Linked DNA regions of Homo sapiens: region 2 is linked to region 1. A link is an interaction called in ENCODE POLR2A ChIA-PET data of the cell type or tissue named here. Cell type or tissue: PC-9. All regions are shown on one strand. Each heading gives the region's core, and the rest is flanking DNA. Links, peaks and the distances in the headings are about the cores only.

Region 1 (16,523 bases), core at 7,389-9,888:
ACTTTAGAATTTTGTCATCATCATTACTGACATCATCAACATCATCATTATTTGGCTGGATTCATTGAGAATCTACTATGCGCCATGAAAATATTCTGTGCTCTACAGTCTCATTTGCTTTTCTGTCTTGTAAAAATAATTATGTATGTATGTATGCATGTTTTCTTCCTTTCTAGCATACAGTAATAAAGCAAATGGAATTTGGAATCAGATTTGGGTTTGGACCCGAGTTCCATTATTTGGTTGTAGGACTTTAGGCAAATTACTCAGGCTTCCTAAACTTCAGCTTTCTTGTTGGTAAAACACTGATAATAACACTTACCTCATAAAGGGTAATTGTATTACATCAAATAATAATAATAATTGCCAGCATTTGTTCAGTGCATATTATATGCTGGGCAGTGCTCCAAGTACCAATTCTGTATTATTTAATAATTTAAATCCTCACAGTAACCCTATGAAATAACTAATAGTACCCTTACTGTACGGAGGGAGAATCTAAGGCAAAGAAGCCAGTCAGTGGAAAGCTAGAATAAGAATTTTGACTTTAGAATCCTCACTTTTTTTTTTTTTTTTAACTGAGTCTCACTCTATTGCCCAGGCTGGAGTGCAGTGGCACTACCTCAGCTCACTGCAACCTCTGCCTCCCAGGTTCAAGCAATTCTCCTGCCTCAGCCTCCCGAGTAGCTGGGACTACAGGCACCCGCCACCATGCCTGGCTAATTTTTGTAGAGATGGGGTTTCACCATTTGGCCAGGCTGGTCTCAAACTCCTGACCTCAAGTGATCTGCCCACCTCGGCTTCCCAAAGTGCTGGAATTAGAGGCGTGAGCCACCACGCCTGGCCAGAATCCTCCCTTTTAATCATTACCAACAAATGCCTCTGTAGGGTGGATGATACCTGGCCTGGGCTGGATATTGTCTGGACGGTACGTAGCCCAGTATCTGGCAAGTATTTCAAAATTGGCAGCTGTAATTCTTATTCCCATTCTTACTGCTCAGGGCTGGGGTCTATCCTGTGCATCTCTGTTTCTCCACAGCACCTCATAACACTAAGAGCTTGCATTTGTTTAGCATTTTCCATGTGCCAGGGACTGTGCTAAGCCTCTAGCCCTAGCAAATGAATAAATGAGTGATTGAATAAATGAATGAATGAAAAGATTAGACAAAAGCTCTTGAACAGTGGGCAAAGACTATCTGAAAAGAGGATTCATCCCTTCCAGTTTACTTGCCAGGCAAAAAGATGAAGGGATGGAGGAGAGGCCTCCCAGGGACCTGAATAACTCCCAGTATTCATCAGTATTTTCATTAACGACTTGAAAGATGGAGTGCAGAGTATGCTAATCAAATTGGTGAAGCCTGCGAGGCAGAATAGAAGCTGAGCACTTATGAGGGAAGCTGGAGCTTGCAGACAGTACTTGACAAATTGGAGAAATAAACAGAGTTAATAAACAGAGCTTCAGGAGCTGCAGACTTCAAGTGGCTCCAAGGGATCAGCTGTCACTAATGGATTTGCCCAGAGAGATCTTTGACCCTCTTTTCCTTGGTCTTTGCCTGGCTTGACTGCATCTTTGGAGCAAGCCTGCCTGAGGGGTACACAGTTTCCTTGATGAGGGGACTTATTTGGGCCTGGAAGCCTGATGGGCAAAGTCCCCACTTCAAAAGCTAAGCTGTCCCCACACTTCTTCCTGGCCTGTGACTTGCTCACCTAACCCATCTGCCTGGCTGTGTCTCCATGGAGAGAAGGGGCTGGCTCCACCTGCTCCCCAAAAGAATCAAGACTCAGTAAAACCATAAACTGACCCCACATTGCCTGATCCCTACCCACCAAAATGGTGCTGCCCTTCTCTACTTCCTATACATTCCTGTCGTCAACTTCTTTTCCCATTTGAGGCTGCCCTGGAGGTGATTCTGACCTTGGCTTTTCTTGGGAAAATGTACTGGCGTGAAAGGAGGGGAAATGAGACAGTGCGATCTGCTGGGGAAGCTCCACCTCTGCCCTGCCAACCTCTAGGAAGAAGACAAAGTCTGAGTGGTTTGGCAGTTATAGGAATGTGCAGGCGTTAGAGTCCCAGCTTCATCCTTCTTAAGTTACGTGGTGTTAGGTAAGTTTTTTTAGCTTCTCTGAGTCAAGCTCTTTTGGTTACAAACAATTGAAAGACACTTGGTTTATCTTTTTTTTTTTTTTTTTTTTTTTTGAGACGGAGTCTCGTTCTGTCGCCCAGGCTGGAGTGCAATGGCGCAATCTTGGCTCACTGCAGCCTCTGCCTCCTGGGTTCAAGCAATTCTCCTGCCTCAGCCTCCCGAGTAGCTGGAACTACAGGTGTGCACCGCCACATCTGGCTAATTTTTTGTATTTTTTGTAGAGACGGGGTTTCACCACGTTGGGCAGGATGGTCTTGATCTCCTGACCTTGTGATCCGCCCATCTCGGCCTCCCAAAGTGCTGGGATTACAGGTGTAAGCCACCTCACCCGGCCTTCTTCTTTCTTGATTGGCCTCAGGGTGCCTATGACCAGACACTGATGTTCCAGTCCCACCTTTATGAAGAGGCTAACAGGGAGGACAAATATCTCTGTATCCAAATCCATATTTCTGGGAAAATGATACTGACTGGCCCCACTAGAATCAGGTTTCTACATTGGCCCAATCAGTCAGGGCTGGCCTGAGGAGTGGAGGGTGGTGTTGCTGGGTACCAACAGGCCAGCAAGGGCCCATCTTTTTGGGTAGGTGAAAGTTCTCAGAGAAGAGAAAATCACCCAATTAGGTGTTCAATGCAGTCTCTGAGCCTCAATTTTCTCTTGTGAAAAATGGGGATAATATTACATGTCTCATAAGAATTGAATAAAATATTCTATGTAAAATGCTTAGCATAGTGGCTGATACATAGTAAGGGCTGCCAGTTGAACAATTGCTCTTTATTCAAGATAAACCTCACTGGAGTTGGTAGGAAGATCCCTGAGGTAGTGTGGGCTTGGGAGGGGAAGGGTAGCACAGAAGGCACAGGCTGGAGCGATGAGAGTGTGAGGAATGCATCTCCATTCATTTGTCCACTGGGGGAAACAGGGTTGTAAACCATCGGAGGTGTGGACACGCAAATGTTGTTCCTTCAGGAGGCCTGACTCCTAATTCCCAGCTGGAGAACAGGCCAGTGCTACCATGTCATGGGTTTAAGCACCCAAACCATCCGTTCATTTATTCTTTCATTTAACAGATATTAATTGAATACCTACTATGTGCCAACCTACTAGTTGCTGGAGATATAGCATATTTGCATTCTAGTAGGAGAGAAAGACAGTAAATAAAGATAAACAAGTAAAATATATGTTACTGGCAAGTGCTAAGGAGAAGGCATAAAGTGGGAAGAGGTATGTGACATGTCAGCCAGGTAAGTGAATGTTAACATTTTAAATGGGGTAGCCAGGGAGAGCCTTACTAAGAAGGTATCTTTTGATTAAAGACCTTGAAAGAAGTGATGGAGCTAGTCATGTTGTCTGGGGGGTGGGGGTTAGGGTGGGGAAAGATAATTTCAGGTAATGGGAACAGCCAGTGCAAAGGCCCTGAGGTGGGAGCCTGCTTGGCACCATTAAGGAATCACAGAGAGGCCAGTTATCGCTGAAGCAGATGGAGAGAGCAGGTCAGAGTATTATAGGACCCAATGATGTTGGACCCTGTAGTTCATAGTAAAGTACTTTAGCTTTTACCATGAGTGAGGGGGAAGCCATTGGAGGATTTTAAGCAGAGGAGTGACATGATCTGAATCAGGTTTAACAGGATCGCTCTGGAATAGAGTGCAGGGGTCAAGAACAGAAGTAGTGAATCCAGTTAGAGGGTAATGCTAGGGGAGCTAGAGTTATGTCTTGGAGTGGGGTGGTAGTAGGAGTGGTAGAAGTAATCAGATTCCAGATATATTTTGAAGTTAGAACTGACAGAATTTGCTCAACTACTGCTTTGGCCTGCTAGCAGTGACATCAATTCCAATTCCAGGCCCCCAAGGTGTAAGTTGGTACACAATCCTTCTTCCTGCCACCCGGTCCTTCCAAAACATGTGTGTCAAACACTCTCAGAGGTCACCCCCATTTCCATGGAGACCTGAGGTTTAGAGGACTCCCTGGGGTCACAGCCATGGCTACTGGAGTCAGGAAGCTCTGAAGCTCTCAAGAAGCATGAGGGATTTTGATGGTGGCTGCAGCTGTCTTTCAATTTAGTGACCTGACGGTGGTCTCCGAAAGTCACATCTTCTTTCCCTTTTTAGTTTTGGGGTGCCTATTTAGGGGTCCCAGGATTGAGTTGCCAACCCAGGAACAAGTTGCCAACCTAAAAGGGCATGGAAGAACCAAGAACCATTAAGAAGTACTGAACTTGGAGTCTCCAAAAAATCGGTTTGTGTCCCAGCCCTGTCACCATGGGCCTTAGTCTCTTTAAAGGGGGTCCAATTAGATGAGCTTCTTTCAAGCTCTAAAGGTCTGTGAAATTTGGGCAAGAAAAATGTCTTGTTGGCCAGGTGTGGTGGCTCACGCCTGAAATCCCAGCACTTTGGGAGGCCGAGGTGGGCAGATCACCTGAGGTCAGGAGTTCGAGACCAGCCTGGCCAACATGGTGAAACCCCGTCTCTACTAAAAATACAAAAACTATGGCCGGGCGCAGTGGCTCATGCCTGTAATCCCAGCACTTTGGGAGGCCGAGGCAGGCAGATCACCTGAAGTCAGGAGTTCAAGACCAGCCTGGCCAACATGGCAAAACCTCATCTTTACTAAAAATACAAAAATTAGCCAGGCGTGATGGTACATGCCTGTAATCCCAGCTACTTGGGAGGCTGAGGCAGGAGAATCACTTGAACCTGGGAAGAGTAGGTTGCAGGGAGCCAAGATCGTGCCATTGCACTCCAGCCTGGGCAATAGAGGGAGATTCCATCTCAAAAAAAAAAAAAAGTTTTGTTATCGGAGATATTTACATCTGTGGACTTTGGCTCCATCAGAGTCCTCATTTTTTCAAATGGAGCCTCCTATACATCAAGAGAGATAGGTGAATTGCATTTTTCTAAAATGGCATGATGACAGAGAGGATGCCTTCCAGCTAGACTAGCAGGCCTGGGCTAGGAAAGCTCATCACGCTTCCGTCAACAGGCCTCACTTCTGAGCTGGAGATGCTCATCTCGGAGGCCAAGGAGTGAGTCAACAGAATGAGGAGCGCGGGAAGGCGACACCAGCAGTTTCGTTTCCTTGTTCCTAGTTGCCTTTACTCTCATGTTTCTTGTGAGTTGCCTTTTCAGAAAACAAACGAAACTTCGTGATTAGCCCCAGGGCTGTATGCACGACAGAGGCACTGGGAGAGTTCTTGGGAAGGGAGCCTGTCTGTATTTTTGGTGCCACCAGGTCATTCTCCTTTCACGAGCTCTTTTGGGGCATCTGTCTGATGGGGGGAGCTGTAGAGAATTTGAGCTCTCCTAGCTTTGGACAAAGGGAATCCCTCTTTTGTGACAACACAGGGCCTGCCAGCCATCTTGAAACCAGCTTGGGAGTTGCTCCTTCAAGCTAATGACGTGAATGCCCCAATGCTCCCTTTGATGCTCCCGAACTGGTCATCATGGCCCTTAAGACTGAAAACTAAAAAAAAAAAGTCCTAAGCCCCTCAACCATATGAACAGATCCCCTCTTGGCCAAGGGAACCCTAGAGAAACCTTAAAAACTGAGTTCCCAGCCAGGATGGGATGGGAGGTCAGACACGCCTCCTTGTACGCCCTCCCTTTTGCAGTTTAGACACTGACCAACACTAATGTTAAAATAGAGACCATGGCCGGGCGTGGTGGCTCATGCCTGTAATCCCAGCACTTTGGGAGGCCGAGGCGGGCGGATCATGAGGTCAGGAGATCGAGACCAGCCTGGCTAACACGATGAAACCCTGTCTCTACTAAAAAATACAAAAGAATTAGCCGGGCATGGTGGTGGGCACCTGTAGTCCCAGCTACTTGGGAGGCTGAGGCAGGAGAATGGTGTGAACCCGGGGGGCGGAGCTTGCAGTGAGCTGAGATCGCACCACTGCCCTCCAGCCTGGGCAACAGAGTGAGACTCCATCTCAAAAAAAAAAAAAAAAAAAGAAAAAAAACAAGAGACCATAAGACTGATAGAACAGATCCATTGTGGTAATAAGATATCAAGTTACAGGCCAGGTACAGTGGCTTACGTCTATAAGCCCAGCACTTTGGGAGGCTGAGGTGGGTGGATCACCTAAGGTCAGGAGTTTGAGACCAGCCTGGCCAACATGGTGAAACCCCGTCTCTACTAAAAATACAAAATTAGCCAGGCGTGGTGGCACGCACCTGTAATTCCAGCTACTCGGGAGGCTGAGGCAGGGGAATTGCTTGAACCCAGGAGGCAGAGAGGTTGCAGTGAGTCAAGATTGTGCCATTGCACTCTAGCCTGGGTGACAGAGTGAGACTCAATCGCAAAAAAAAAAAAAAAAAAAAAAAAAATAGATACCACGTTATAAACAGGACCTAAGGCCATGCCAGGCAAGATTAAGTCATTCACCCCTACATTTAAAGAATAAACTATATCCCAACTGCCACAAGGGTTTTCTTCTCTAGTAATCAAGCACTGGCCTCTGGATAAGCAATATTGAAACAATTGTAGCTTGTCCACTGCCAGATGCTAATGGACCGACCTGTTCCACAAGCCAAAACTACAGCTTTGATTGAACAAGAGGCTGATTTCAGTAACTTTCTCCTGATAAGTGCCCACTCACCATGGACTGGTTCTGGCATTTACAGAGCCTGTGCACTTGTGTGACATCGTGTCCCTGCTTCAACTTTTGGACATATAGGGCTTAATTGCAGTGCATTTAAATGGTAAGTCTCCACCCCAAAATGAACATGGGACACATGTAAAATGCATGTTCAGTATGCATGCATCAGGACCCCCTTCATGAATATTTATAGTTCCTCCCATTACTTGTTGAATATATACACTCAGCCAAATTTACCCTTCAGCATAAATTTCTGTTCCAACTTCTTCTCCCTTGAAGGCCTGCTAACAGTCTCTGCCAAAGGCTACTTTCCAGCTTGTCAGGTTGGCCACCCTGCAGGCTGTAAACCTGTACCAGAAATAAAGCCTCTTCTCCAGACTTAGAGATCTCATGATTGTAAACCTGACAAGACCATATTTCCTGAATGGCCCCCGAATGAGTGATGCGGGCTTGCTGATGATGCTGTTTGGGTGTCTTGGAGGAAGATTCTTATACCATATAGTTGTTTTTTTTCCCAATTGAGACTTGGTGAACAAACTATGTCAGAATTACAGCTCACTTAGGGATTTTGCTTTATGATGCAAAAGCTGGGATGCTTAGACAATAATGAGATGGGTGAAATGCAAAATGAGAGCAGTGGAGGCTGAGGAAAGGAGAGGTTTTCATTAGGGCGACTTTAGGGCATAGGTCTGCCCTTGTCTTAAGCTTTGTGCAGGAGTAGGTGAAGCCGAAATGGCTCTAGCTATTCAACTTATTTTCTTTGCCCTTAATTTTTACTGAAACTCTTTTCTTTTTTGTGACACAGGGGCTCACTCTGTTGCCAAGGCTGGAGTGCAGTGGTGCAATCACAGCTCACTGTAGCGTCAACATCCCAGGCTCAAGCAATCCTCCCACCTCAGCCTCCTGAGTAGCTGGGACTACCAGCATATACCACCATGGCCAGCTATTTTTTTTAATTTTTAGTAGAGATGGGGTTTCACCATGTTTCCCAGCCTGATCTTGAATCCCTGGGCTCGAGTGATCCTTCCACCTTGCCCTCCAAAAATGCTGGGATTACAGACATGAGCTACTGCTCTGGGCCTATTGTAAACTCTTTCCCCTGGCTGTTCACTGTTGAGACCTCAGTGGGTTATGAACACTATTATATGCCTATCACCAAGGATGCAAAAATGAGTAAGACACATGGTCTTACTGGGCCTAATAGCATGTGCCTGTAATCTCAGCTGCTTGGGAGGCTGAGGCAGGAGGATTGCTTGAGCTCAGGAGTTCAAGACCAGCCTGTGCAACATAGTGAGACCCCATCTCCAAAAAAAAGAAGACACATGGTCCCTGCCCTTGAACTTTTGTCTAATGTGACAGACAAACATGTAAACTAATAATTAGATGCTCAACCCTTGGCTGAAGAGCCAGAGATTACCTTTTAAAAATTCAAGTTGGTTGTTCTTAGAATAAGCTAATTCTTATTCAGGTCACTGCCCAAATATTTTGTGGATGAACCTTTCTTTTATATTTTTAGCAAGATGCTATACTGGTTAAAAGACTTCACTTAAACACTTACCATACTCTTATCCCACATTTGCCTAGGTAAAAGCTCAAAATTTCCCCTCTGAACACCCATACTAACACCCCCATCTTGCTCTTTGTTCTTTTGAGTAGGCCCTTACCAGTCAAACGGTTTTGGTTCCCACCTCAAGATCATGGGATGTCTCAGTAGATGATAAAGAACTATTTGCTCCAGCTCCTATTATTGGCCTATACCTATGATCACAGCTTCCCAGTGCATCCCAGGTTCCTCTTCCTTAGTCTTCTACATTCCATTCTGTTCTGGTCTGGTCTACACTATTCTTTTTTTGAGACAGGGTCTCACTTTGTCGCCCAGGCCGAGCACAGCTCACTATAGCCTCGACCTCCCGGGCTTAAGCAATCCTTCTCTCAGCCATCCGAGTAGCTGGAACTACAGGCATGCACCACACCCAGCTAATTAAAAAAAAATGTTTTCTGGCTGGGCGCGGTGGCTCATGCCTGTAATCCCAGCACTTTGGGAGGCTGAGGCAGGTGGATCATCTGAGGTCGGGAGTTCGAGACCAGCCTGACCAACATGGAGAAACCCTGTCTCTACTAAAAATACAAAATTAGCTGGGCGTGGTGGTGCATGTCTGTAATCCCAGCTACTCAGGAAGGCTGAGGCAGGACAATTGCTTGAACCTGGGAGGCAGAGGTTGCAGTGAGCCGAGATTGTGCCATTGCACTCCAGCCTGGGCAACAAGAGCGAAACTCCGTCCCAAAAAAAAAAAAAATACTCCTAACTCACCCTCCCAAAGTGTTGGGGTTACAGGCATGAGCCACTGTGCCTGGCTGGCACTATTCCTATTTTTTTTTTTAGATGAGGGTCTCACTATGTTGCCCAGACTGGTCTTAAACACCCGAGCTCAAGCAATCTACTTGCCTTATCCTTCCAAGTAACTAGGATTACAGGCACATGGCTGTCACACCAGTGAGACCATGTGTCTTCCCCACTTTTGCATCCTTGATGACAGGCATATGATAGTGTTCATAACCCACTGATCTCTCACCAGTTAGTAGCCAGAGGAAAGAGTTTACAATACAGGCCAAGGGCAAGGAAAAGAAGTGCACCTTGAATGCTCTTTTTTTTTGAGATGGAGTTTTACTCTTATTGCCCAGGCTGGAGTGCAATGGCACAATCTCGGCTCACTGCAACCTCCGCCTCCCGGGTTCAAGCGATTCTCCTGCCTCAGCCTCCCAAAGTATTGGGATTACAGGCATGTGCCACCACGCCCAGCTAATTTTGTATTTTAAGTAGTGACAGGGTTTCTCCATGTTGGTCAGGCTGGTCTTGAACTCCTGACCTCAGGTGATCCGCCCGCTTCAGCCTCCCAAAGTGCTGGGATTACAGGCGTGAGCCACTGCACCCAGCCATTGAATGCTCTTCTATTCAGAGGTGCAAAGCCATCAGCCAATTTTAGACCCCTTGAGCTGCCTGAAATTTAATGAGAAGCTGATTTTGTTACCGTCTTCTTGCTTGTTTGCTCTTAGAAGAGCATCCATAACTTCCCATAACTCAGACAAGTCAAGGGGTTGAAAAGTGAGGCAAGAAAACTGAGCTGCACAGAGACAATGGGTAGAGCTGCCAGGTTATGAACTAGGCCAACATGTGACCTTCCCAGCAAAGCTCAAGATTCTGGTTCCCATTCCTGATAGGGCTCCAGAGGTCAGAGGCCAGACCCCAATCATTATGCAGCAATTCCAGACGGAGAAACTGTTTGGGGGCCTGAATAGCCAAATGTGCCAGTGGGAGGGTAAAGGAAGCACCTCCACCTTATTCTCTTAAAACAAGCACCTTTTGGTTGGAAATCATAGCTTTTCTTTTGTTTAAGTGGTAACTGGTAGAATTTTTATATTTACTTTTAGATTAACTATTTAAAGGAAAAATCAACTCATATGGTCAGGGGAGGAGAGAAGACACATATTATGGTTTTTAAAATCCAACTGTCTTTTCTTAGAGTTGGATAAAAGGCAGGAAGGGAGGCCAGAGGTTTTGCAGGGAAATCCCTTAAATATGCCTCTTTTCTTTTCTTTGCTTCATCAGCAAACATTTATTATGATATGCATATTACAATATGCAAGAATAGGTCCTTCTGCCTGAAATATCCTTCCTTCTTCTCCTCCTTTCCTTTACAGCTTGGGCCTAATCAACAACCATTTATTCTTCAGACCTCAGCTCCCTGAGACTTTTCTCCCTTGAATAGTGATAAGGCTTAAAATGCAAACTGCCCCCAAAACCTCAAGTGTGTGGAGGTATTATTAATCATTTGTAGATTTTTTGCTGAAGGCACTTTTGATGTGGAAGGGAGGAAGGGTAGAGAACAGGGGCTTGAAGTGAGTGGGAGGCGGGGGCTGTAAGGTGGTCCCATAGAGGGTAGCAGGGAGGTTTAGGAACGGGAGGCTGGGGATCTCACAGATTAATTTGGCCAACTTCTCAAGTTCTGAGGATGCTTGAAATTTAAATCAGATTTTTATCCTGGACATTCAGAACCTGATGTGGTTTTATTCCAGGTGAAGGAGAGATTAAAGTAGTCAGAGTGGGTTAGTACCAGATACAATTTAGGCTGAGAAGAGGATGTGCAAGCCCTTGACATCCTGGGGAGAATGGAGTGCTCACCATCTTGGGAAACAGTTTCCAACATCACAGTGGGCCAAGAATGTGGGCTTCAGAGTTGGACAGCCTGGGTTCACACCTTGGTATTTCCACTTATTAGTTGTAAGACTCTGGGCAATTTATTTGATCCCTCTGAGTCTCAAATCTCTCATCAGTAATATAGAGGTTAGAATAATAAGTACCTCATAAAGTGACATTTACAAACCCAATAAGGATAGCAAAAAACAGTTCTGGCACACAGTAGTCAACAGATGTTTTCTATTATAGGATTGGGTTATTCTGTAGGGAGGAAAATGGGGAATGAAATGGTAGGGTTGGGGGGATGGATTATAAGGGACGGATTAGGGTTGTGCAAAGAAGGACTTAGAGTTTAGTCGGGGGTAGGTGGTTGGAGGCAAAAGTGGTGTGTGGAGCCCTTACCTTGGTCCTCAAGATTTTTGGAATGGTGACATGCCAAAAGCCTTAGCGACACTTAAGAATACTGTGGTTTATTTATAAACAATATGTGGCTAGATAAAGGAATGGTCAGAAGGAGTATCTGGATACAGGGCTGGGGATTAGCTGACTCTGCAGGCTGTTGGCCTGTGCTCAGGAGTCAGGCCACTCTATCCCCTCCTGCTTAGTGTGGTCCACAGACCAGCTGCATAGCACCACCTGGGATCTTGTTAGGCAGAGCCTTGGGCTCTGCTCCAGTCCTGCTGAATCAGAATCTGCATTATAACAAGATTCCCGGGTGATTCATGCATATATTTAAGCTTGGGGGAGATGTGTGAGCTGCTGAGATTTAAAAACTCTTTACACCAGGACAGAATGCCATCAAGTGATGCTAAGAACCTGATTACATTCTAATTGTAAACTAACTTTATACTTTAGTGGGCTCATTCTTGAATAAAATCTTTGTATATGGACCAATAGCAGGAGGAAACCATATTACCAATGTGCCTTTGACGTATTTAACCTTCTTGACCCTGACTCACGTGGGTACGCGCACATGCATGCATGTACACACACGCACGCACACACACACACTATAACATCAGCACTATTCAGCATGAATTTTGATTACCAGACATAATTCTTGTATTAGTGATTCACTAGACATTCTCTAATGCATAATTTCTATTAATAGTCTTATTAAAAATTCCCCTATTGCCACTTACCAGGGGAGGCAGGAAATCAATTCAAACAACCTTCAGCAGTCCTGAAGGGAAACTTTTAGGTCTCTGTGCAGAGAATCCAATCCCAGAAGGACTGAGAGCCAGGTTAAAGAGTCGCCTGCTGTGTCCAGCATGGTTCCTTGAATACACCATTGCTCTGTGCCTCAGTTTCTCTTCTCCAAATGAGCCACATGATTGACAAAGAGGGTTTTAGCTTATTGAATAGACTCTCCCTTTCCTCTTTTGTTTTACTCTCCCTTTTTCTGGGTCCTAAAGAGACCCCAGGTTCTTTTAACTAGATGCTGGTGTCAACCTGAGAAGGTGTAGATTTAGACTCAGGCTAAGACAGTGAGGCTTAGAGGCTCAAAAAGTAGTTTGGTTACAGGGAGTGAAAGGGGAATAGAAGAAGCTAAAGGATTTAGTCCTTCTGCAAGCTCAATGCCAGCTCGGATGATACTTGAGAGTCCTAAATTATCTCATGCTCAAAGGTTTACAGTTCAGTCCACTGTGGATGAGGTATAAGTACCTTGCTTACACTGAATTACATGCCAAATGGGCCACTGGAATGCCTTTTTAATTTCTTCATTTCCTTATCATAGATGTTTCCATAAAATGAAGTCTACCAAGAACCTGTAACCATGCCTGATAGTCGGATACCCTGTCCCCATTGTTCTCACCTCCATCCCTTCGTGTTTTCTCAAGCCCCTTTACATGGACCAGGAAGGATCAATTCCATATGGAGTTACCTAGGATATCCTACCATGTATTTATGAATATTAGGACTGTAAAAGACTTTACAGTTCAGTAACTCCCAAATATCAGTTTATGAACCAGTACTGGAGTTCTAGCTTCTAAATAAAATAGTTTCCTAGACCCCATCACATATATTTTTTAAAATGCTGGCTGGCTGATTCTGACACTCTGACAGATTTCTGACTCACCTTTGCCCATTTATAGGTGAGTATAAGGCCTGCCACAAGCTCAAATCCCACAGCCAGGGATGGCAGATCCAGGTTCACACTTCCTCAGGTGTGGGTCAGGTGCCTACCTGCATTTCTAAGCCCACGTGTGTGTCAAAGAAGCAGAAGCCCTATAATGCTGAATCAAAAATAATCAAAAAGTAAAAATGTAAGGAACATTTCGATAAGGTGGCCTTGACTTTACCAGAGTTCTCCCCTGAAGGAAGGGAAGATCGATGTGTTTCAAACGTCCCTCCCTGACCCCTGCCCCCAGCCTGTACTCTGCCTGTCCCCGAAGCCTCACTGCTCCGAGGTTGGGGGAGTGAGGGAATGGACTATGTCTCTCCATGATTGCACAATTTCAGTTACTTCTAAATCTAGAAATATCATCTGCCTTATAGGCTGCCAGACTCCACTTAGGACTTATCAAAACAAACAAAGCAAAGCAAAACATAAAACCAGACCAAACAACAGCTTTCACTCAAGACTCCTCAGATGACCTTGGAAACCTTTGAGGCCCTCTCTTGTAGGTGACTGACCCAGCCCTCGGTTCTTCCCTTTGGGAGCTCTTTTCCTCCCTCCACATTGGTAATTTCTATGCAAGTGACTCTCAGACCTTCTTCTGAGCCGTTCCCCTTCCCTAGCACACATCCCACCAGGATGTCCTGTCATCACCTCCCTCTTCACTGCATCCTAACAGAACACAGCCCTCTCCATCCACATGTGTTGTCTCCAGGTGCCCCCATTTGGCTGGCGCTTTCACAATGCTTCTCATTTCCTAAGCTTGAAAATTGAAGGGAGGTTTCTAGTTAAGTACCCTGGACTCTATCATTGGTTTTGTCTTACGTTGGATAAAGGACAGAAGGAATTATTAAGTCTGTAGGTGGCATAAAGTTAGGGAAATTAGCAGATATGGTTGGCAGAACCAAGATCAAAATGTTCACAAGAAGCTATGAGGAAATATGGAAAGCAATATGATTATGTTTAATAAGAATGAAATTGTATTGCATTAAGATAAAAAAGTTACAATACTGTATTTTTCCACTTACATGAATGTCAGAAACAATTTTTATTTTTGTAAAATGAATCTATAGGGCTAGAAATCAGAATAGTGGTTGCCTCTAGGAGTTTGAAGAGGAGATTGACTAGAAAGGGACATGAGAGAAGTTTCTAGGGTGATGATGATGTCCTATATTGTGATTGGTGTATTGTTGCAGGAGTGTATTCACTTATTAACTAATGCTTGAGATCTGTGCATTTTATGGCACATAATTATAACTCAGTAATACAATACATGAAATTTCTTTGGAGTAAATATTGTTTTATTATTATTTTATATTGCATTATTCTTTAAAAAGTCATGGTATAAGTAAGAGATGGGGCCACAAGCATGCTACATTCCAACTGTGGAATGATTGGATAAAAAGGCAAGGCATTTTGCAATCCAGAGGTAGGGAAATGATGATGGTTCCCTGTTTTCTGTGCTGGCCAGTATAGTTCTGTGTGCTGTATCTAAAGAGGGACACTAGGCCAGGTGCAGTGGCTCATGCCTGTAATCCCAGAATTTTGGGAGGCCCAAGCAGGAGGCCTGTTTGAGCCTAGGAGTTTGAGATCAGCCTGGGCAATACAGTGAGACTCCCATCTCTACAAAAAAAAAATATAATAATTAGCTGGGTGTGGTGGCATGTGCCTGTGGTCCCAGCTACTTAGGAAGCTGAGGTGTGGGAATCCTTTGAGCCCAGGAGTTTGAGGCTGCAATGAGCCATAATTGTGCCACTGCACTCCAGCCTGAGCAACCTCGTCACAAAAAAACAAAGGACACTAATAGACTGAAAAACAAAGCTCAGAGCTGAAAAACCTGTTAGGAGAGGAGTTGAAGGAACTGAGAACATATAGACTGGAAACTAGGAGATTATGAAGACAGCTCAGATGACTGACTGTCCTTAAATATTTGGAAAAATGTTATATAGAGGAGAAGACTGTCTTTCCCTGGGCAGGGCCAAGGCAATTGTGGATAAAAGCTACTGAAAGACAGATTCAGCCTGACATAAGAAGGTCCATTCTATAAGGCAAAACGAACTAAATATGGAATGTGCTGTCTTTGACATAGGACTCCCTGGAAGTGTTCGGGCTGTGGCTAGAGAGCCAACTGTTGAGGACATCATAAGATTCTAATGTGAAGACCTATGGTTTCCTGAGAATCTGCTATGTGCCAGGCACTCTGCTAAAAGCCAGAGACAATCAACACCATAAGACATGGCAAAATAAATGAACAAATAAATAAAATAAAAGCCAGAGACAAAAATTAATGATATGATTATTATTCCCCAATAATTACCTAATATCAAATAATGCTTACTTCGTACCAGACACCATCCAAAGCAGTTTACATACATTATGACATTCCATTCTCAAAATAGTTATGAGGGAATGGTACTATTACATTCCTATTTTCATAAATGACACACACCACTCATACATGTTGAAGTCTGAAGTTGAACCTGACAAAGGGTGTGTGCACCAGCACGGGGACAGAAGTGGAGGCTCACCTCACAGACCGTGGAGGCTTCTTCCCCGCTAGGACTCTATCTCATGCAGACTGCAATCTTGACTCTGTATTGATTCAGCGGCAGCGCCTACAGAAAGGTCTGGGAGTGGGCGCACTGGACATTGCATGAAGGAGTTGGATTAAAAGAACCAGTTGGCCCCACCAATCTGGTAACTGTTTGGTCTTCATAGGATCTTCCTGAAGGCTGTACAACTTTGGTGTCCCATATGATAGCCACTAGCCACATGTGACTGTTGAGCAATTGCAATGTGGCTAGTCCAAATGGAGATGTGCTGGAAGTAGAAATTACACATTGGGTTATGAAAAAAAAAAGTAAAATGTATCATTTGTAGTTTTTATATTAAGGATATGCTGAAATGGTAATATTCTAGGTATATTGGGTTGAATAAAATATATTATTTAAATAGTTTTATTAAGACATAATGCACCATTTAAGATGTACACTCCCTTATGCTTTTAGCATATTTACAGAGTTATGCATCCATCACCACAATCAAGTTTAGAACATTTTCATGACCTCAAGAAGGAACCTCGCACCCTTAGCTACCACTTCCCAGTCCTCTCATCTCCCTGACCCCTTCTGCTAGGCAACCACTAAGCTGCTTTCTGTCTCTATGGATTTGTCTACTCTGGAGATTTCATGTGAATGGAATCATAAAATACGTGATACTTTGTGCCTGGTTTCTTTCACTTAGAATAATGTTTTAAAAGTTCATCCATGTTGTAGCATGTATCAGTACTTCATTCCTTTTTATTGTGTATAATATTCTGTTGTGTGGATATATACCAAGTTTTATTTATTCATTCATTGTCAACGTTGATGGGCATTTTGTTTTTTTTCTCTTCGACTTTGATGAATAATGCTGCTGTGAACATATATATATATAGGTTTTTGGGCGGGCACATGTATTCAGTTCTT
Region 2 (16,523 bases), core at 4,776-7,275, 72 kb after region 1:
AGCTACAGAATTTGTTTGGTTCTTTTTTTATAATTTCTATCTCCTTGTTGATATTCTCATTTTGTTCGTGCATCATTTCCCTGATTTTATTTAGTTGCCTATCAGTGTTCACTCGGCCCAGTGTTTGTTATCTTTTAGATAGCATCTTTATGATAGTGTTTGTTATCCTTTTGGTAGCATCTTTATGATAGTTATTTTAAATTCCTTTTCAGGCAACTAGTAGATCATATTTCTTCAGAATTGATTTCTGGAGTTTTATTTGATCCTTTGTGCCAAATTTCTCTGTTTCTTTGGATGTCTTAAAATGTTTTGCTAGAACTTGGCCATTTGAAGACCTTTCCTAGTCTTTGGCTTCATACAGGGAAAGACCTTCACCAATCAACCCTGCTGGAGGATCTAGGACCTCTCAAACCTTTTCTGATCTCTTACTCCTTCTGGTGTCTGCCTGTGGAACTGCGACTCTAACCTGCTACTCACCTCTGTTTTTAGTGGCTTCCAAATGCTTGACCTGGTCCTGTCAGCACTGATTTCTGTTAGGTGAGACAGAAACTAATCCCTTGGGCAGCCCCCAGATAAGCCAGAACATTCAATGCATGGCTCATTCTTCTGTTTCCATCCCTGAGGGTGGAGCCTTGGAGTAAGGGGTTTCTCCAAAGTTGCTCAGGTTTATGCCACGTAGAGGAAAGGACACAGATGGGCATGCCAGATGTTGCAAAATTGTCTATCCATTTTGCCAGAATCTCTTCTTGGTTTTACAATGACCTGGGTGCTGTAGCTTTTCAACCTGTCTCTAGAGTTCATTCTGACCTGTATATTGTTAACTCAGTGTCCCTGTGGGGAAAGGAGGGCCTGTATCTTCCTATTCCACCATCTTGCTGACAACACTCCCTCCCGCTAAAGTCTTTCCATCTATTCCCTTTGGATTTGAGTACCTGAATGGTATAATGTGGTTCCTTTGGTGTCCTAATGTTGAAACTAGGATGTCATCAAGGTTTGATGTGTGAAAGGGGCATTTCAGACCCAGCAATAGAGACCTCTTTCTGAACAGATGGCTATTTCCATGTTCCTCAAATCACTCTCTTGACTACCACACATGTTTGAATTGTGTGGGATAGCTCTGGTTGCCCTGTGAAAACTGTGGAATATGCGTTCATAATCATGGAGCTCCTGCATATGGCCAGATTTCCTTTCCCTTCTCTTTTACCCAAGATGTTTTCAGATCTGCAGAATTGCATCTGAACTCCTGCAGATTCTGCTAGTGCTCCAACAGTCTGTCACCAGCCAAGCTAATCATCCATTATTTATTCCCTGTTCTTGCATTCTGCCCCAGCCCTCCCATAGGTAGAGATGCTGAGACTTTGTTGGTAAACTCAGGACTAGAGTGTGGGCCAAGGAGGAAGGTATTTGGGCACAAGGGTGGGTAGGACAGAAAGAAAAAACTAGGATGAACATACAGCTTCATTTCCTCTTAACTCTCTTACATGAACCAGATAATCTTACACTAGGAATGTAAAATACCTGACTTGTCAAAACCAGAAACTCAGGGCTCTCTAAACTCCTCTAGTAAATAAAAGTTTAGGCTCACTGGTGGGGATTAAAGAGGCTGTTTAAGGATAATATTAAGAGAACCATAAAAGTACATATTATACCACAGACAGAATTTATTAACAGTTTCCCTTCTTTCTTTACCTCTTTCTTGTTTTTCTTCTTCGAGTCTTTTTTTTTTTTTTTTTTGAGATGGAGTCTTGCCCTGTCGCCTAGGCTAGAGTGCAGTGGTGCAATCTCGGCTCACTGCAACCTCTGCCTCCCGGGTTCAAGCAATTCTCCTGCCTCAGCCTCCTGAGTAGCTGGGATTACAGGTGTGTGCCACCACACCCAGCTAATTTTTGTATTTTTAGTAGAGACAGGGGGTTTCACCATGTTGGTCAGGCTGGTCTCAAACTCCTGACCTCGTGATCTGCCCCTCTAGGCCTCCCAAAGTGCTGGGATTACAGGCGTGAGCCACTGACCGGCCCAAGTCTTTCTTTACTTTGTATTTGCCAGCAACTAAGTTGCGTCTTAGTTGATAGATACATTCTATCTTCATTAAGTACTTTTCTGTGCTAAGAAGTAAAGAGACTGCATTGTTTTAAGTTGGCTGTTACTTAAGTTTTAAAGTGAATTCCCTCTCTTCTTCTACATACTAAGTTGGCTCTGATAATGCTACTACTTTGTAATATGGGTTCATAATCATGGAGCTCCTGAATATGGCCAGATTTCCTTTCCATTCCTATTACAAAGTAGGAATGCTACTACTTTATAGCATTATCAGAGCCAACTTAGTATGTGGAAAAAGAGAGGGAAGGTCTAAAGAAAAATTCAGAATCAGAATTGTTAGATCTGAATTGTGGGGCTGAAGAGCAGTTCAAAGTTGTTGTGGGAATTGGGGCCTATCAGACAGTTAGAGGGAAAGTACAAAAAAAGAGGCCAAGTGTTCATTTTCTAGTCTAACCCATTAGCTTAGAGACTTTGGGGAGTACCATGCTCAGGATTTATTTAAAATATTTTTTTAAAAATTATGGTTACTTCCTTTACCAATCCTCTTTCAGTTAAAAAAAAAAGCCAGAGAAAGGTGAAATATTTTTCTTTTTTTTTTGTCCCAATATATCTGGGGTTTGGAATTCTTCCTGAGCACTAACAAGGAAATCTAGCCAGGCTTATGCTTCTGTGAGCCAAAAGAAGAGCCAATAGAATACTGCTTGGTGAAGCAGAGGCTGCCATTGGCAAAGGAGGCTTCTGCTGTATGGAAAGGTGCTAGATTTTTCCAGAATCTAGCTAGGGAGTGTGGGGTGACTCAGCCCTTTTCCTGTACCTTTAGGGTTGAAAAATAAACCTTTCTGCCTCATTTTGGTCCTGAGCCAACCTGTGATGGTTCACCTGCCCCTTCCTTCTCAGCTACTTCCAATGATTAGGCCAAAGAACTTGTTAAACCAAGTTGAATATAAAGTTTCTAAACTTAAATATCCTAATATTATAAAGTCAATATATAATTCAAAGCCATAATTTTAGCAGTATATCTTATGTGAAATGAAGTGTGATAAGCCACCTTGGTACAGGAACACATCACGGAATCTTTGTATAGATGGCCGGGGGTGAGTAAGAGAAGAGGGTCCTTAGAGGTCACCTAGGCCAAAGTGTGGTAAGTACAGTGAAGTCTCTGAAGTTAGACTTTTCATATTCAAATCCTGGTTCTACCACTTGTCACTTGTGTGCATTGAGCAGGTGACAACTTCTCTAGGCTTGAGGTTCCTTGTCTTAAAAATGGGGACAATTGGCCGGGTGCAGTGGCTCATGCCTGTAATCCTAGCACTTTGGGAGGCCAAGGTTGGCAGATTGCTTGAGCTCAGGAGTTTGAGGCCAGCCTGGGCAACATGATGAATCCCCATCTCTACAAAAAATGCAAAAAAATTAGCCAGGCATGGTGGCTTGTGCCTGTAGTCCCAGCTATTTAAGAGGGCTGATGCAGGAGGATGAGTTGAGCCTGGGAGGTTGAGGCTGCAGTAATCCATGTTTGTGCCATTGCACTCCAGCCTGGGTGACAAAGTGAGACCCTGTTTCAAAAAATACAATACAATACAATACAATACAATACAATACAATACAATACAATACAGTACAATACAATACAATACAATACAATACAATACAATACAATAAAACTGTTGGGAGGATTAAATGCTAAAATCCTTGTCAAGTGTTTTCATTGAATTTCTAGGGCATAGTAAATACTTCACACAAGTTAGTTATTGTTGAGGTAAGTATTGTCACTGACACAAGTAAAAGATTAAAAAAAAAGGAGCCAAGATAACATTGTTGTTAGAGTATCGGCTCTGTGACCTTGGGAACACTATTTAACCTCTCTAAGCTCCAGTATCCTCTCAAAGCATTGTTGTTAGGCTTACATGAGAGAATATTGTCTCTATTTAGTTTAATATCAGCCTAACATCAGTGGTTACTATCTAGTCAAAACTGAGACATAGAGAGATTTACTGCCAAACTAGAAAAACACTGTAGTGTTCCCTAAAAATGGAAGTAGGGGCAGGGGGATGTAGAGGAGGTGGTGTTGAAGGAATCCCACTGAAGTTTTGTGGTCAACCTAACTTACGTTTAGGCAAGGGCTTGCCACCATGCTAGTCTGGGCTGGGCTCTTCTTCCCTGCAAGAATGCCTAATTTTTTTGCAGTGATGAATTAGCATTAGAGAAGGGAGTTCATGGGACTATTTATGTGTCTGTGGCAGCTGCAAAGAAAAGAGAGGTTTGGGCATTACCCTAGTTCAAACACTTAAAAAGCCAGCTGCTGTTGTTTCTTAAAAACAAGGTAACCTTCATTACCACTCTCTCTAAGTCACTTTTTTCAAATATAGCCCAGTGTAGCGATTACAGTGAGGACTCAGTGATATAGTGAGCTGCGTGGAATGAAAAGCATCTAGAAGAGCTTGGCAGATAGGACTTGCTTCGTAATAAACACCAGGTTTTGGGAAGTCTTCATTTAGCAAGAAAGGCTAGGATATCAGAAAAGTATTTTAACTCAAGCCCACAGCAAGACAATAAAAAATGTCTATACAGCCGATTTCCTTTCATATTATTGACTCAACCACCACAGTGTTCCACTATCTCCTCAGTGGCTGCTAGGACTCCTAAGTTTATATATGGGATTCATGGATTTTTCTTAGTTATATTTGTCCAGTTGACATCTTCACTTGGAGGATCCACTGGCACTTCAAACACAACACACCTAAAACTAAATGCAACTATTCTACCCTCTTTTCCAAATTGCTCTTTCAACTGTTTTGTATCTCAGTAAATCACCCAATTGCCAAGCTAGATATTTTGAATTCTTTTCCTCCTCACCCCATGTTTTTTGCCAATTCCTATCCATTCTACCTCCTAAATATCTATCATTTTAGTTCATTTCTTTTTACTGTTACTGTTACTTACTTAGCATAGGTCATCATCTTTTCAGGCTTAGATTATGATAACACATTTCTAAATTGAAATCTTGCCTCCTTGTCACTTGCCTCCTTAAAATCTTTCTTTAGTGTCCCACTGCTCTCAATTCCTTGGCATAGTTTACAATGATCTTACTTCTGATTTCTGCGACAATCTACTCTCATCCAGTCTTCTCATATATTCGATGTTCCAGCTATTCCGAACATTTTCCATTTTCTTCTTCTCTCTTGCCTCTTGGCTTTGGTTCATGCTCTTCCCTCTGCTTGCATTTTCTTACCTCTCCTTTTCATTTGGCTAACTTCTACTAGTCTTTCATTGTTTCTGCTTAAACATCCCTTCCTCTAGGAAGCCTTCCCTTTTCTCCCGTATGTGTTTAGTACCCTCTCCTCATGCTCTCAGACTACTCTGCTTCCTCCCTCATAGCTCTGATTACAATACGGTTTATCAGTGTTTTTGTCTGTATCCCTCGCTAGACTGAAATGTTGAGACTATGTCTATCTTGGTCACTGCTATTTCTCCATCACCCAGCACAGTGATTGGCACATTATAAATATTTTTTGAGGTTATATCATAACTATTTTGTGAATGAATGAATAAATAATAACACAAAAATATCCTTTTATATTGCAGGGCTTTTAAGGTTAAATAAGCCACACTTAGTAATGTTAACATGTAATCAGAAATGGAAAGATTCTGAAGTTCTCTCTTGACCTGCATTCCCTGCAAGTTCATCATTGGGAATTATCATCCCATCACATGCTCCGGTGCATGTAACCTATAGACAAGAGGGAGTGAGCCAAGTGCGTGATGCATGAGTCTTGGGTTATAACAACAGCTTGAGATGTCAAAAGTTTTCATTTTATACAGATTCAAGAACCTACAAAGTCACTGAGATTCTCATGAGAAAACTTAGAAATGACATTTGACCCACTATTTTGCATTGAATCACCAAGAACTATTTACTGAATGTGTCACAGTATGTGTTGCACCATATTCCCAATATCAGACAAAAATCCTGGCCTTTGAGCTTTTATTCACACACAAACACACACATACACACATACCTTTTATTTTATTAAAAAATTTAAATTTATTGTTTTAATCGATATATTGTTATTGTACACTTTTATGAGGTTTATTTTGATGTTTCAATACCTATTTATGTTATAGAATGATCCAATTAGAGTAGTTAATGTATCCATCACCTTATATATTTATCATTTCTTTGTGGTGAGATCATTCAGAAGCCTCTCTTCTAGCTATTTTATAATATACGATATTTTACTTTTAACCATATTCACCCTACTGTGCAGTAGATGACTAGAATTTATTCCTCCTATCTAATCGTAACTTTATACCTATTGACCAACCTCTCTTATCCTCCCTTCCTCATTTCTCTCCCCAGTATGTGGTAACCACTGTTCTGCTGTTTCTATGATACCAATTTTTTTTTTTTTTTTTTTTTTTTAGATTTCACATATGAACCATGCAATATTTCTCTTTCTGTGTCTGGCTTATTTCACTTAACATGATGTCCTCCAGGTTCATCTATGTCATCACAGATGACAAGATTTCATGCTTTTTTATGGCTGAATAATATTCCATTGTGTCTATATACCGCATTGTCTTTTTCTTTTTCTTTTTTTTTTTTTTTTTGTTTTTGAGATGGATTCTTGCTCTGTCACCCAGGCTGGAGTGCAGTGGCACCATCTTGGCTCACTGCAACCTCCGCCTCATGGGTTCAAGCCATTCTCTGCCACAGCCTCCCGAGTAGCTGGGATTACAAGCACCCACCACCACGCCCGGCTAATTTTTTTTTTTTCTTTTTTGTATTTTTAGCAGAGACGGGGTTTCACCATGTTGGCCAGGCTGGTCTTGAACTCCTGACCTTGTGATCCACCCGCCTCAGCCTCCCAAAGTGCTGGGATTACAGGTGTTAGCCACTGCGCCCGGCCTTCACATTTTCTTTATCCATTCATTTGTTATTGGACATTTAGGTTAATTCTATATCTTGTTGAATTCGGCTGTGAATCCATCTGGTCCTGGATGGAGATTTTTTGTTAGAATTTAAAATTACTGATTCAATGTCATTACTCATTATTGGTCTGTTCAGGGTTTCTATTTCTTCCTGGTTCAATCTTGGAGGGTTGTATGTTTCCAGGAATGTATCAATTTCCTCTAGGTTTTCTAGTTTGTGTACATAAAGGTGTTCATAGTACTCTACGAGGATCTTTTTTATCTCTGCGATATCAGTTGTAATACCACTTTTCACATTTTTGGTTGCATTTATTTGAATCTTCTCTTGTTTTTTCTTGTTTAACTAGAAGTCTATCAATTTTGCTTATCGTTTCAAAACACTAGCTTTTTGTTTTGTTTATCTTTTGTGTCATATTATTGGTCTTGATCTCATTTAGTTCCTTTCTCATCTTTGTTTTCTTCCACTAGCTTTGAATTGTTCTTGTTTTTCTACTTCCTTGAGGTGTGACATTAGGTTATTAATTTGAGATCTTTCTATCTTTTGATGTAAACATTAAATGCTATAAACTTTCCACTTAACACTGCTTTTCCTCTATCCCAGAGGTTTTGGTATATTGTATCTTTATTTTTATTTCTTTTGAAGATTTTTTAAAATTTCTGCCTCAGTTTAATTGTTTACCCAAAAGTCATTCAGGAGCAAGTGGTTTAGCTTCCAAGTTTGTGTAGTTTTGAAAGTTCCTCTTGCTATTGATTTCTAATTTTATTCCACTATGATCTAAGAAGATACTTGATATGATTTAGTTTTTTTTTAATTTATTGATACTTGCTTTGTAGCCAAACATATAGTCAATTTGGGAAAATATTCTGTGTAGAGATGAGAAGAACGCAAATTCTATGGTTGTTGGATAGGATGTTCTTTAGATGTCTATTAGGTCCATTTGGTCTAGAGTCCAGTTGAAATCCAGAGTTTCTTCATTGATTTTCAGCCTCAGTGATCTGTCTAGTGCTGTCAGTAGGATGTTGAAGTCCTCCACTATTATTGATATTCTGTTGAAGCCGCACAAAATGGATTAAGATACCCCCAGTATCCAAACATAGGGAAATGCTTGCAAAACTTTGAATATGTCGGGATGCTTTATGCTCACATATTTCTTTTCCTCTTCCTTTCTCCTTTCTTGTTCTCTCTCAAATGTCATCTTGTATGTGAAACCATTGCTGAAAACCCCACCTCGTTGCCCTCATTATTTTCTAGGTAGAATATTTTAATGCCTAGAGTATAGTAATTGTATAATAATAAATATTCACAATGATTAATTTTCGAACAAATAAACAAATGGGTATGCCCCTCATTCACTGGTAGGGAAATTTTTGGCAGGAGCAGTGGCTCAAGCCTGTAATCCCAGCACTTTGGAAGGCCAAGGTAGGAGAATTCCTTGAGTCCAGGAGTTTGAGACCAGCCTGGCAACATAGTGAGAATCCATCTCTACAGTTTTTTTTTTAAAGTTAGCCTGGAATGATGGTGCATGCCTGTAGTCCCAGCTACTCAGGAGGCTGAAGTGGGAGGATTGCTTGAGCCTGGGAGGTTGTGGCTGCTGTGAGCCATGATTGTGCCACTGTACTGTAACCTAGGTGACAAAGTGAGACACTATCTCAGAAAAAAAAAAAAAAAGGAAAAGTTGTTTGTTTGTTTCTAAGGCTACACCCCTGTCTAGGAGAGCTTGTTCCTTCCTAATGGGTTTCAATTACCACCTCTACACAACTAACTTCTAAAGAAGTTCCAGTTCTATATCTCTTATTGCTTGACAGATATTCTGGTGGGAGAAATAAACCAGAAGCAGGGATAGTAATCAGGAGTCTATTACAATAACCTAAGTGAGAGGTAGTAAGAATGAAAACTGGGGACACGGCCAGGCGTGGTGGCTCACGCCTGTAATCCCAGCACTTTGGGAGGCTGAGGCGGGCGGATCACGAGGTCAGGAGATCAAGATCATCCTGGCTAACACAGTGAAACCCCGCTCTACTAAAAATACAAAAAATTAGCTGAGTGTGGTGGTGGGTGCTTGTAGTCCCAGCTACTCGGGAGGCTGAGTCAGGAGAATGGCGTGAACCTGGGAGGTGGAGCTTGCAGTGAGCCGAGATCGGGCCATTGCACTCTAGCCTGGGAAACAGAGCGAGACTCCGTCTCAAAAAAAGAAAAAAGAAAAGAAAAGAAAATTGGGGACAGGTTTAAGAGATATCTGAGCTATGAGTTGCCTCCAAGGCAGACGGTGGAGACTCTTGCCAGCACTCTGAAATTACACAGTATGTGCTGCTGCCTACTTTTCCTGTGGTGAAGACTGACACAGTGAATGCTGACAGGACTGAGGAAGGTCAAATATTTTCAGAGCCCCATTCTTTTTTCCTTTATTTTTCTTTTCAAAGTCTGACGGGTAGGGAATCAGCAGAGTTAGGAAATGAAAAAGAAAATTTCAGTTTCTCTTTTCTGTACCCAAGCCCTGGGTCTGATGTTTGGTCTTTGCTTCCCAGATATATAAAATCAAAATAGCCAGTGCCCCTAGAAATTGCCTGACATTAAGCCAAAGCATTCCCTTATGCTTTTTATTCACAATGTATGGCTTTTGGCAGATTGGCATGCAGGACACCTGAATCCACCTCCATTTATTATCAGATATGGATATTCTTGGAGTGTGGGTCCAGGACTCAGTCCCATGTGTGATCTTTCAGGCCCTCCACAGGCAATTACAAGGTGATGCATGGCAGGCCTCATAGGAGAAGCTGCTCTCCCCACATCTGACTTGTTGTACCACCAGTGCCTTGTAGTTTTCTGGAGGGAGTTGCAGTTGAGGACCTAGGCCCCTTTGAGCTGCAATGCTAGTATGCATAACTGCATTCCCAGCTCAGGCACCTCCATTCAGAAGCCTCTTGACTGGGGCCTCTCTTGAGACACTTCCCAGGCACCTTTGCTGAGACCTTGTTATTGTGGGCCTTGGCTGAGACAGTTTTATCCACTTTGACTCCAGACCTTTTCACTCCTAGTCCTTCTCCCACTTTCTTTCCATGGCCCTATAAGTCCATAAAAAGCAGGAATCTTTTGTTTGGGGCTCCTTGGTAATGAAATGATTTTCCTTACCTGTGCTTCCATTTGACTATTGCCTGGCACTGTTCTATTGGGAAAAAACACTAGGGAGCCAATGCCTTTCTCTTTTGACTCTTGCCTGCACTGTCACAACAAATGAATTGATTGTTATTTTCAGTTTGGCTTGTTGTCTTATTTGGTCACCTCAACACATGGTAGCTTGGCACACATCTGTTTGGTTTCCCTGTCTTTTAAGTAGGAATAAGAATATTTCATTTTAACCCTCTTCTTTTTTTTTTTTGAGATGGAGTCTCGCTCTGCTGCCCAGGCTGGAGTGCAGTGGCGCGATCTTGGCTCACTGCAAGCTCCGCCTCCCGGGATTTTAACCCTCTTCTATTATGGTCTCCATGCTCTTTGAAATGAGAACTTTAACTATTATTATTATTATTACTTTGAGACAGTGTGTTACTTTGTCACACAAGCTGGAGTGCAGTGGCGCAATCACAGCTCACTGCAGCCTTGACTTCCCCAGGCTCAGGTGATCCTCCCACCAGACTCTGGAGTAGCTAGGGCTACAGGTGCGTGCCACCATGCCCAGCTAATTTTCTCATATATATATATACACGCACACACACACACACACACACACACACACACACATATATATACACTATATATACACACACACATATACACATATACATATATATACATATATATGTGTGTATATATACACATACACATATATACATATATATGTGTATATATATACACACACACACATATATACATATATATGTGTATATATATATACACACACACATATATACACACACACACACACGTATATATATATATATTTGTGGAGATGGGGTTTTGCCACGTTGCCCAGGCTGGTCTCCAACTCCTGGGCTCAAGCTATCTGCCCACCTCGGTTTCCCACAGTGCTGGGATCACAGGCATGAGTCACCACACCCAGCTGAGAACTTTTATTGAATATACCATATATTCTACTTTATCTTTTCATTTTAGTGAGATTCAAATATTTCAAGAAAAGGAGAACAAAGAATTCAGATGTACATTAGACTACGTTTGATTGTATAATAAAACCTCTAAAATGAGACAAATATTTTTCTTGGCTCACAGAATAATGTGACTAATTTTAGCCAGATGGAGTATGATTATGAATTAGCTACATGTAAACGAGATTTGAGACACTAAGCAATGACCCACTTTATAACTTTAAATTATACAGATGAGAGTCTTTGCCCCATGGTGGTTTAATTATTTTCTTGGAAGATATTACACATCTTCATTCAGAAACTTAATGAATTTTACAATTACTCTTTCCTCCGAAGTCACAAGTGATGATGCCCCATCTGGATTGGTAAAGAACTCACAGCAAGAAAAATCACTGATGTGGAAAAACTCAGGACAGCATTCTTTTGCTGACCACTTACCACTTTTGCACGTACCCAGCAGCCCACTGAAGTGCTTGTACCTGTGTGCCTGGGGAAGGTGGGGAGAATATTTCTTCTTTTACCCCTCCAAGGTCTGTATCTTTATTACTTTGATAGTTCCTGCCTTAGTTTAGTTCACCATCACCTCTCGTCTGGATTATTAGGAACTATTCTTAATATACATCCAATCCACCCTCCACACTGACATCTGAGTTCTCATTCTCCAAATGCAAGCCTTCATTGACTAGCCAGTGCCTTCAGGATCAAGTCAAAATTCCTAAATGCAGAGGAGCCCTAACAAACTAGACCCAAGTGTCCCTTCCAGTCTCATCTTCCAGCACCATCACATTGTATGCACAAGGCACCGTGTATTTGCTCCTCTTGGAAGAAAATCCCTCCCACTTCTGTGACTCTTTACCAGCTCCCTGCTCTCCTCCAGCCAGAGAAAAGCACCCTTTCCCTTTCCTCTACCAGGAAAATCATACTCAACTTTCAATACCTAGTTCAAATTTCAGTTGCTGTGTTCAATATGTTAGAGGCAGAACAGGAAAATGGGAAAGAGTAAGGATTCTGGACACTTGTGCTCCTCCATTGATCACATTTGTAAGATTGAGTGACTTGTTTAACTTCCTTAAGCTTCTGTTTTCTTATATGTAAGTTGGAGATTTAACAGTAACTACCACATCAGGTTATTGGGAGGATTAAATGTGACAATATTTCTAAAGCACTTAGGACTGTGCCTGGCATATCAGAAGTACTTAACATGTAAACATTAACTATTATTCTAGTTTTGCTGACATTTTCTCAACCCAGTTATATTTTGGCTTAACTGACTTTAAGAAACTTAATTTAATTAATTTATTTATTTTTGAGACAGGGTCTCATTATGTTGCCCGGGCTGGGGTGCAGTGGCTATTCACAGGCACCGTCCCACGACTGATCAGCATGGGAGTTTTGACAGAGGTTTCCAACCTGGGCCAGTTCACTCCTCCTCAGGCAACCTGATTGTCCCCTGCTCACAGGGGGTCACCATATTGATGCCAGACTTAGTGCAGACATCCAGTGGGCTTCAGGCACTACAGCCTAGAACTCCTGGACTCAAGCAATCCTCCCCTCAGTCTCCCAAGTAACTGAGACTACTAGCATGCACCACTACACCCAATTAAAACGGCTTTTATACCTAGAATTATATTAGCTTGGGTGAATTGAATAACCAAGGTAACTGCATTACCCACTCTAGTTCATTTATTCCTTAATATTTACCACAGCTGCATCTCATGGAGTGTGGTTTGAACAAGTTATATTGAACTGCCATGTGGCCGTGACCCTTGTAAGTATAACTCTATCAAGAACTATTAATCTGGGCTCCAGCTTTTGTATTTTGGGAATTCTGAGAGTCTGGTCAGGTATTTCTAGTGCTTTGCTTTAATAATAAGCAATATGAACATCACCAAATAATTTAAAGATTCTACCTGTTCCATGAAAGGGCAAAGCAACTCCTAAATGCCAAAGGAGATGAAAAACCAAAGAAGGAGGTAAACAAATCCACTTTGTTGGTTTTGGGTAATTTATTATGGGGAATTTACAGGCACAAGTGTGGTTTTGGGCATACGCAAGATAGGTAGATCTCCGTACCTCAAGCCCCCAGACCCAGGGCTTATATCTTGAGAAGAAAGCATACATGCTCTGGAAGGAATGTGTAGCCAGTTTTGGGCATCACAGCCCGTGATTTCTGTGATAACAAGCGTTGTTTTGGAGGAAACCTTCAATAAGTAGATGTTTCTACATAAGGAGTAATACATCAGCTAGCCATTTTGGAGGCATTCCCCACCTCCTGGTTAATTAGAAATTGCATGGCAGATTCGCTTTTAAAATAAAGTAACTCTTGTCCCCATAATACCTTTGTAAAATCTTTCCACCTATGTTTGCTATGCCTGTAGGGAGACAAATACTTTTATTGAATTTGTACATACAAGGCTTATTTTCATTACCACTTTGAACTTATTCAATCTAATTTCACATCTGATTTATTTCCATTTCAACTATACCTCAAAGTCAAATTTATTTTCATTCTATATTAAAATATACAATGATCACTATGATTTCCAATCTTGTTTTTGAGATCTGACAAATTCTTATGTGTAAATATAGTTTTCTGGTAAGGGGAGTAATAGATTTGCAACAAAAATTATGAATTACTTGTTTTATCTTTGAGTGTATATACGTATACCTGTATGTCTTATTTATCTAAAATACAAACTTAAGCATGTTAAGAATAGAAGCCTTTCCCATTATTCCACACCTCCGTGGGGGCTTTAGAACTGACTGATATTCTGTAAACTGATAACATCTATTACATCACTTTTCACTTTGTATTACAATATTGGATTATATGGCCATTCTGTACCCACCCACAACTGAGAGCTGAATGCATAAATAAATGAAGACTGCAAATTGTTTGTTTGAGTGATTTGTCCATGAATCAGACAAATATTTTCAGGTTTGTACATAGGATTTTTTTAAAGCCCTGAATGTTAACACATACACAATATGGTTTTACATTGTTTACATGGGTTTACTGTATATCCAAAAATTATATACATTGGTACTCTTCATTTGCTTATAACTTGAAGATAACTTATAGCACAAACTGGAGAAAAGAAAAGACACTGTATTATAAAATCTATTATTTTCAACCTTTTTTTCCCTGCTGCTAAGGTTTATTTGGCTGATAGTGAATATTTAAAATCTTCTTATATTTTTTATTTTTATTTTTATTTTTTGGTTTTTGAGACAGAGTCTTCCTCTTTCACCCAGGCTGGAGTGCAGTGGCACGATCTCAGCTCACTGCAACGTCCGCCTTCTGGATTCAAACAGCTCTCCTGCCTCAGCCTCCTGAGTAACTGGGATTACAGGCATGCACCACCATGCCCGGCTAATTTTTGTATTTTTTTAGTACAGACAGGGTTTCACCATATTGGCCAGGCTGGTCTTGAACTCTTGACCTCAGGTGATCCGCCTGCCTTGGCTTCCTAAAGTGTTGGGATTATAGGCATGAGCCACTGTCCCGGCCTAAAATCTTCTTTTAACCCTGATCTGTGAAATGACATTGAATCTTACTCTTGACCACCCACAGAAATGTAAAGAATTAGCTCACTTTATGTATGGAAATCACATAAAGCCACAGCCACAGGGACAGACACTGGTGGGGGAAGGGTCACTTTCTTCTGGCAGGAAATGGAATAAAAACCCAGAAATTTTCTTCCTATTAATAAATATCTTGTAAATGTTCTCATATAAATATACACTATACATGAGCCTATGAAAATAAAATATTTCTTTACGTCCACATATTGTAGGTTTAGAAATAAATGTAAACTTCAGGAAAACGCAACAGGAGATAATTATAAGAGAATACAAACAACATAATTACTAGGAAGACAAGCCTGGGATCAGGGTTACCAGGTGACCAAACCCAGGGGAAAGTAACATGAAGGTGAGTTGGGATATAGAGTCATCCATATACAGTTATCCAATTAGCCAAATGCCTGGGCAGCTAGGTGTCTGAGAAGAAGTGGAATTGAACATGATATTTTATGGTGGCTTAAGAAAATTTCCTATCGAGTCAACACAGAATTGATGAAGAGAAGGGGACTATTTGCTGACATGTTATTTCCTGTTTCCTGCCTTCTCCCTACCCACCTATTTGTCTCCAACTAAAATTTCATTAATCATCAATTGTCAGCATCTACAGAATAACAAACTTTTTTTTAAGTTTTTTTTTTTTTTTTTTTTTTTTTTTTTTTTTTTTTTTTTTTTTTTGAGACAGAGTCTTGCTCTGTCGCCCAGGCTGGAGTGCAGTGGCACGATCTCGGCTCCCTGCAAGCTCCGCCTCCTGGGTTCATGCCATTCTCCTGCCTCAGCCTCCCGAGTAGCTGGGACTACAGGCGCCCGCCACCACGCCCGGCTAATTTTTTTGGTATTTTTAGTAGAGACGGGGTTTCACTGTGTTAGCCAGGATGGTCTCCATCTCCTGACCTCGTGATCCACCCGCCTCGGCCTCCCAAAGTGCTGGGATTACAGGTGTGAGCCACCGCACCCGGCCAGTTTTTTTTTTTTTTTTTTTACATAGCCTAATCTTGCTTGCACATGAGTAGAATTTTCCAGATAAATTTATGTTTGTGTGTATGCGTGTGTGCATACACATTTGCTCTCCTGTGTGCTGGGTTAAGGGTGTGAGGGAGGATAGAGACACAATAGCATTCCAAGTTTCCAGGTAGAACCATGTCCAAAGACCTAGAGATATAAACATCTCAGACAGTCTGGGGATCTGTGAGAAGCTCAGTGTTGCAGGGGTTCAGTGTGTGCAGTGGTGATTTGGGGTTGAGAGATAATGCTGAAAAGTAGGTTGGGGCCCATTTACATTTCATGTTGTGGGCTGAAAATAGAGTCGGTAAAGCTTTTAGAGCAAGAAAACACTATTTATGGAAAAATTACCCTGGCAACAATGTTCAGGCAAGACAGAATGGGCACTGGGATGGAAAGAATAGCAGTGGAGATGCAGAGGAGAAGCCCGATTCAAGAGAGGAGCCTGAGAAGAATGGACAAGACTTGGCACTAGATTAGTGTGGGAGGTAAGGAAGAGGGAGTGGCAAGGTTTCTTAGTAAGACCAAGAATACAGGTAAGAGTGAATCTCTTGTACTTTGAAACAGAACAGCAAGTTGGAGCTATCCAGTATGCAGTTACAAATATGTTCCTGGGACTCAGGAGAGAGGTCTAGATTAGGCTGTTTTGTGAGCCATGATAACATAGACGAAAACTGCAGCCACAGTGTGAATTAAATCATCCAGAGAGGAGAGTGAAAAGCAGAAAGATAGGAAAGATGAGGGGTGGGTCTGAGGATTAGAGGTCTTATAGGTAAAACAGAGGAAGAGAAGCCAGTGTAAGGAATAGGAAAGGAATAGTCTGAGAGGTGGCAGAAATACTAGTGGAGGGTAGTGCCATGGAGACCAAGAAAAGA

The links. Peaks named below come from ENCODE experiments on the same cell type or tissue, not always from the same donor. Only the 100,000 strongest peaks of a DNase experiment are listed, where the experiment ranks them.
Region 2: POLR2A ChIA-PET joins it to region 1 with 9 read pairs; 6 of 35 experiments call an interaction of 5 or more read pairs at or near these places.

The regions. Positions count from the first base shown.
Region 1 is chr14:70,681,062-70,697,584 of GRCh38, reverse strand. No RefSeq gene overlaps it. Among named protein-coding and RNA genes, the nearest start is that of LINC01269, 9.4 kb to the left of the region's middle. In PC-9, for the core only: no CTCF peak of the experiment used is centred there; no DNase peak of the experiment used is centred there.
Region 2 is chr14:70,606,228-70,622,750 of GRCh38, reverse strand. It overlaps TTC9-DT (TTC9 divergent transcript), which reads left to right. Exons shown (of 3, transcript NR_110071.1): 3 at 11,401-13,953. It also overlaps the pseudogene RN7SL77P. Among named protein-coding and RNA genes, the nearest start is that of MED6, 14 kb to the right of the region's middle. RefSeq lists an enhancer at 410-529. In PC-9, for the core only: no CTCF peak of the experiment used is centred there; a DNase peak (open chromatin) is centred at 5,920; H3K27ac peaks cover 1,130 bases.